Linked DNA regions of Mus musculus: region 1 is linked to region 2. Evidence: chromatin loops called from intact Hi-C (ENCODE). Cell type or tissue: gastrocnemius. All regions are shown on one strand. Each heading gives the region's core, and the rest is flanking DNA. Links, peaks and the distances in the headings are about the cores only. Region 1 overlaps Ttll8 (tubulin tyrosine ligase-like family, member 8). Region 2 has its middle 6.2 kb from the start of Gm23144.

The links. A loop is a pair of places that touch in the nucleus more often than their neighbours do. Peaks named below come from ENCODE experiments on the same cell type or tissue, not always from the same donor. Only the 100,000 strongest peaks of a DNase experiment are listed, where the experiment ranks them.
Region 1: it touches region 2 in a loop (13-fold over the local background); 39 of 42 quality-filtered maps call a loop at or near these places.

What each region holds. Positions count from the first base shown.
Region 1 is chr15:88,920,522-88,923,432 of GRCm38, reverse strand. All of the region lies in intron 8 of Ttll8 (tubulin tyrosine ligase-like family, member 8), which reads left to right. Among named protein-coding and RNA genes, the nearest start is that of Ttll8, 32 kb to the left of the region's middle. In gastrocnemius, for the core only: a CTCF peak has its summit at 1,752 (motif pointing right); a DNase peak (open chromatin) is centred at 1,785.
Region 2 is chr15:88,827,648-88,830,558 of GRCm38, reverse strand. No RefSeq gene overlaps it. Among named protein-coding and RNA genes, the nearest start is that of Gm23144, 6.2 kb to the left of the region's middle. In gastrocnemius, for the core only: CTCF peaks have their summits at 1,662 (motif pointing left), 2,240 (motif pointing right) and 2,439; DNase peaks (open chromatin) are centred at 1,663, 2,160 and 2,389; H3K4me3 peaks cover 307 bases; H3K27ac peaks cover 1,768 bases.

The DNA of each region.
Region 1 (2,911 bases), core at 245-2,744, 93 kb before region 2:
ATGCTCTCTATTCACTCTTCTTCTCAGGAGTTGTCCTCACACCCCCTGTATGAGTTGTTCTGAAGACAGTTCCTTCCTAGTGAGGTTGGTTATAGCTTCATATTTATTAGCCACTAACCCTGGAAATTATTAGCTACAATTAATAGGAAAAAGTTGACGGCAGGGCTTCGAGTGCTTAAGAACTGTGTTTCTCAGCCGGGCGTGGTGGCGCACGCCTTTAATCCCAGCGCTCGGGAGGCAGAGGCAGGTGGATTTCTGAGTTCGAGGCCAGCCTGGTCTACAAAGTGAGTTCCAGGACAGCCAGGGCTACACAGAGAAACCCTGTCTCGAAAAAACAAAACAAAACAAACAAACAAACAAAACCAGAGAACTGTGTTTCTCAAAAAAGCATTGAAAAGAGGATGAAAAATAGAAGCTGTGAACTGAAGACAGATCCACTGTCCACAAGTCCAACTGAGGTCCAGGCTCAGAAGCTGCCGAGTCAGGGGAGAGAAATGGACCAAGTTAAATTCTGGGTTTGTAGAGTGCTTCTCTCTCTTACTTGAAGCCCCGAGTTCATCCTCTAGGACGTCGTAAACTAAACGTGGTGGCCCATGCCTGTAACCCCAAACGCTCTGGTTGAACGTGACTGTCAGCCCTACCCCATGTCCTTGCTGGTGACTTCAGACTTGTAGGCAAAGGCCTGACCTAGAAGCCCATCACAATCTCGGGGTGTAAGGGCAGGGATCGGTAGAGATGTCTGAACAGCTTTCAGATTTGAGGGTACACTCCTGGCACCTGGGAGAGAGACACCTACCACAGTATCTGCAAAGACATGGGGCCAGGAGGCAGTAGCAGGAGGATCAGAAGTTCAAGGTCATCTTCATGTGCATGGCAAGTTCAAAGCTATCCTGGGATCCACGAGACTCTGCCTCAAGAATAAACCCAGAATAGACTCTTTATTAAATACAAATCAGCTGTCCAGTCAGACTAGAAAAGCAACCATTGTTGGAGCTTTCCAGAAATGCAGGTTAAAGCCAGAATGAACCCTTGGTGATAACTCCTGTAATCCCGGGAGGACCTTGAACTCAAAGCCAGCTTGGGCTATATATGAGACTTTATCTCAAAAGCTGAAAAAGGAAAAAAAAAAGAAACAACAAAAATCACCCATGATGGGAGACCTCTCTGCACACCCAGATGGCTGAATTGAAGACTTGAGACACCAAGAATTGGCCCGAATCAACAGCTCTCATGCAGCTCTGGCAGGAGTGTTGAGCAACGGCGTTTTGGAAAAGCAAGAACAGCGTGCCCTATGACCCAGATCTTCTATCCCTGCAGAAATGACGCACCCAACCTCAGATAGACTCTGTAAGCGCAGATCTGACAAACCCCAGCTGTGTCAGAGCAAGGACTGCAAATGGCACAACCATGGTCAGCTCTCCCAGCTGTGAGGCTGAGAGACACTACATAGGAGAAAAAAGAGGAGAGAGGGGGTCGGGGAGAGGGTAATGTGTGTTCATGTCTCCATCCATGGCTGTAAGTTTCAAGAAAGGCAGAGCCTATCCTTGTGGCCAAAGAATGAAAACTAGCTATCATTGGCTGGAACATAACACTTGAGGACTTCCTGAGCAGCCCATTACTGTACCTTGAGCCGGCAATAATGACACAAGAGAACGCATGAGCAAAAATGCCCAAACTTCACTTTTTCTGTTTGAGCTTTCTAAACTAATCATTTTCTTAAATTGCTACAAAAGAGAACCGCGATACTTTACCACTAGGTGGCAGCATTGGGCTCCCGTGTTACCACACTGTATGATTTTGCCTGGTGAGCAGGCTCTGTGGTGCTTTGCTCTGACTGCCCACTTAGAAGTGCCACAATCTAAGGAGCGCCTTGGGGCCCGTTTGATTCTTCTGGAGACTTGCAGATTCCCACATGGACACTTGTGCGTCAGGACCTAGAAGGCCAAGAGGCTACTCTTCATGGGACCTGCAGGGTCCCTGTCCGTTCTCAGTTGAGCACGGATGTCTAGAATCTGAGCATCCATATTGGTTTGAAAACAGGCCAGGCTCCTCCCCTATTTCAGCAATCTCTTGACTTTTACAGCTTCCATCTTATCATTATGTGATGTGGATAACACGGTGTGGTGACAGCTGAGTCCAGTGCTGGCCCACCTTCAGGGGTGACTTCCAGAACCCAGGCTCTAGTGTTCTGGATCATGAGGCTTCTTTCCCACTGGGACAGCAAAATGCTTGTTTTTCTGGAGCACAGTAGTAAATGCTATCAGGCCTTGTTGATAATACCACCCATTACACTAGTCTGGCCCAGCTCTATGGACCAGACAGAAGGTATTGTGGGGACACTGCCGGTTGTCTATACCTGTTTGCACTGTGTACTAACTGTGGCAGGGCTACCCTATCATTATAGTTAACCAACACGTAACATCTGCAGAGGAAGCTCACATTCAGTAGACCAGGGAAGTGGGCTCTGCTTGGTATCTGGCCAGCGAGAGGCAAGCTCACTCCATCACATGCCAACCTGTTCCCTGCACCCGGGGAGTGGAAGCTGACCCCACTACAACTCTTGCTGTCTTGAAACTCTAACCCACCTAGCCAGAGATTGGCATTATTCACTTTCTCCTCAATGCTGCCTCTCCTTTTCCAGCAGGCAGGCAGAACATAAATGTCTCCTGTCCCCCAAACCCTTGCTTCCACCTCCAGGGCTGCAGCCAGAATTGTGGCTTAGCCGTCGCAGGGACTTGACACTAAACATTCTCCATTGTACCAGGTCTGCCCACATATGGAGAACCTGAGAGGTACTACAGGTACTGTGGTGGACGTCTCTCTCTCCCAGGTGCCATCAGTGTACCCTCAAATTCTGAAAGCTGCTCAAACATCTCTACTGATCCCTGCCCTAATTTCCTGAGATTATGAT
Region 2 (2,911 bases), core at 159-2,658:
GATCTGTCTCAGAAACTCGGGGTGCAGGGCCAGGCTGTTCACCCACAATGAAAGATGATGCCTGCTGAGTGAGAAATGAAACAGCTGACCACCAACTCTTCTGAGACCATGTTCTTCTAGGTCCGACTGACTGACCACTAGCCCAGTTCATGCTCTGTCATCAGGTCAGCAAACCCAGGGACAGTCACTATGTAGTGCTTCTGGAATGGCAGTATAGCTAACTCTTCACCAATAAATTCATTGCTTTGGCAGACTGGGCTTGGCTGGAATTGGTTTCTGCCACAGCTGACCTTTTCGAGGTAATGAGATGTTTATTTGCATGTCCCCAGAAGTCAGCAACAGGCACGTCCCATTGATGACATTTTGGACAGCCAGGTAGACAGAATGACTTAGTCAGGTGTTGGCAACCCTGTCAGTCTCTGAGCACATGAATGGAGGGCTGTGATGGTTTAGACAGAAGCTATGCATTCCCTGGACAGCAAGGCTGCCCCGATGACCAGTGAATACACTCAGGACAGTGCCCCCAAGAGACTGGCTGCTGCTCTGCCACAGTGGAAGGTTGATTCTCACGAAGCTGCCCACGTACCCAGTGTGGCTCTCCTCTCTGCAGAGATCCTTGGCTGAGATTCAGGCTGCCAGCCAGATGCTCCTGTCAGCATTTTTCCTCTGAGGTGGCTGCCTGGAGCTAGCCACTGTGTGATGGTGTGGTGTGGTGTGGTGTGGTGTGGTGTGGTGTGGTGTGGTGTGTGTGTGTGTACATGTGTGCATGCATACACGCTGTAGTACCATACATACCATACACCCCAGAGTGTAGAGAAACACCCCTGGACCCAGTCACTCTGGATAGTCACATTGTCCCTCAGATGTGACATTCCATGTCCAGACATTGTACCCCACCATAGGGGCCAGAGTGGCTACTGATAACCACTGCCTAAAAGGAGGGCTTATCATCCAGCCTTCCAGAAGGCCACACTGAGCTATACTTTCCACCAGAGTCAGTTTTGGAAAGAACTACTAGCTGATTCAATAACTTTCCATTATGCCTGTTGAAGGCCAGAGAAGGCTGTACCTGGCAAGGCTCCCGACCTGGGTTTATGCTGAGACCCAAAGACCCTGCTGAATCTAGAAATCTATGGTGAGATCCTCAAACGTACATGTGTGTGTGCGTGTGCGTGTGCGTGTGCGTGTGTGTGTGTGTGTGTGTGTGTGTGCGCGTGTGCGTGTTCCTTAACAGCATGCAAAGAGGGGGTTGGGCCAGAAAGCCAGCATAGGCCCCAGGTTGATGCCCTGGAGACTGTTCGACAGGTAAGGCCCACAAAGAAGGGTGGGCATGACAGGTGTTCTGAAGGAGGACTCGATATGGGCAGCAGTACCCAGATTAGGTGAGGGGGACACAAGACTTCAGGCCACAGGTCAAATGTGAAGCCAAGATTTTCTTCCTATCTTTTGAAGGACCGGTCTGAATATTCTCTCACAAACACGGGTGGGAGGGAAGCACACAGGCTCCAGGTTGCAGCTCTGGGGTGGCGGAGGGGGGGTGACGAGGAGGGGGGGGAGGGGGGAGGGATGTCCCTGTAGTGAAGAACTGGTCCCACCCAGACACAGCAGAGTGTTAGAGTTGGCTTGGCCAGTACTGATCAACAGTGCCACCTGCTGGCCATGTACCCAGACAGGACTGGTGCGTAAGGAAGAGGTGACTCTGGCCTTCCACACAGTCTGCGGGGGGCCAAGGCACAGAAGGAACCTAGGGTCCCCTGCCCCAACCCAGAAGGCTGAGTGCAGGCAGAGGGGTGCCTACATTCAAACCCCACGGTCTATGTTCCTGATCTTCAGCTTGGGAACTCCAGGCCACTGTGGTCAGGGGACCCGGTCTGTTGAATTTGCCTACCAGATGAGGTCCTACTTGAGTCTGTCCACGTTCCCCAATGGACCCTGTCTGCTGCATATATCCCCAGGTTCCTCCCCCAAGAAACATTTATTTACTTAAGGAGGGAAAAGTAGCCGTCATCTCAGGTTGGGAAGAGATACCAGGTCATCGGGGACTCTGGGTTACAAGAGCATGTCCCAGCAGCAGAAATACCTGGTCCAAGGCCACAGCACAAACAGTGCCCCACAGTGGCCAGCGCCCAAACAGCAGCCACCCACACCCTGGTCCTTGATTCCTGCAGCACCATTCATGAGAAGGCTGCCCAGGCAACCCCACCTTTCACTAGGATGTGTACCTCATCAGTGGCCTTGTGGAGACAGTGCCACCAGGGGTCACTAAGCTGTCAGGATGGATGGCTGGATGGCTGTGGCGTCTGCCTTCAGTCACCTGAGAGCTGCCTGTGGTAGGAACACTGGGGAAGCAGCAGGGATCCTGGCCTGCACACACAGGTCTGCTGTCGGCTTGTCAACCCTGGTCAGTGTCCTGACATGAACTCCCCATCCCAGTAGGGTAAGAGCGACATCTAGCTGACAGAGCCACACAGGTGGAACTGAACAGAAGCCAAACTGAGGCAGGCCAGATTCTCCATGTTAGGTTCCAGGCAGGAGCTGACCAGAGGGCCCAGTTGGCATGGTGTCAGTTGTCAGTTGTGTCTGTGAGGTACAGGGGAAAGGGCATAACATCTGTCCACTGCCTTCGCCTGTGCACGCAGGTCGCAGCTTAGGGCATCACAGCAGGAAGAGTGGCAAGGCCAGACCATGGGGACCCCCCCCCCAAGGACCATGAAGATCCAGATCCCTGGAGAGCTGCAGCAGAGGGGCACTGTGTGCTGGCAAGGCCAGGGATCCTCCAGGGGACACTCAACCTGTGTCCTGATTTTTTCTAATGTTTCTTCATGCCCAGATGAACTGTCTGTCCAGCTTAGCTCCTGAACTTGGTGGCTTCATCTTTGAACGCTGCGGCCAACACTGCCACTGCAGGCTC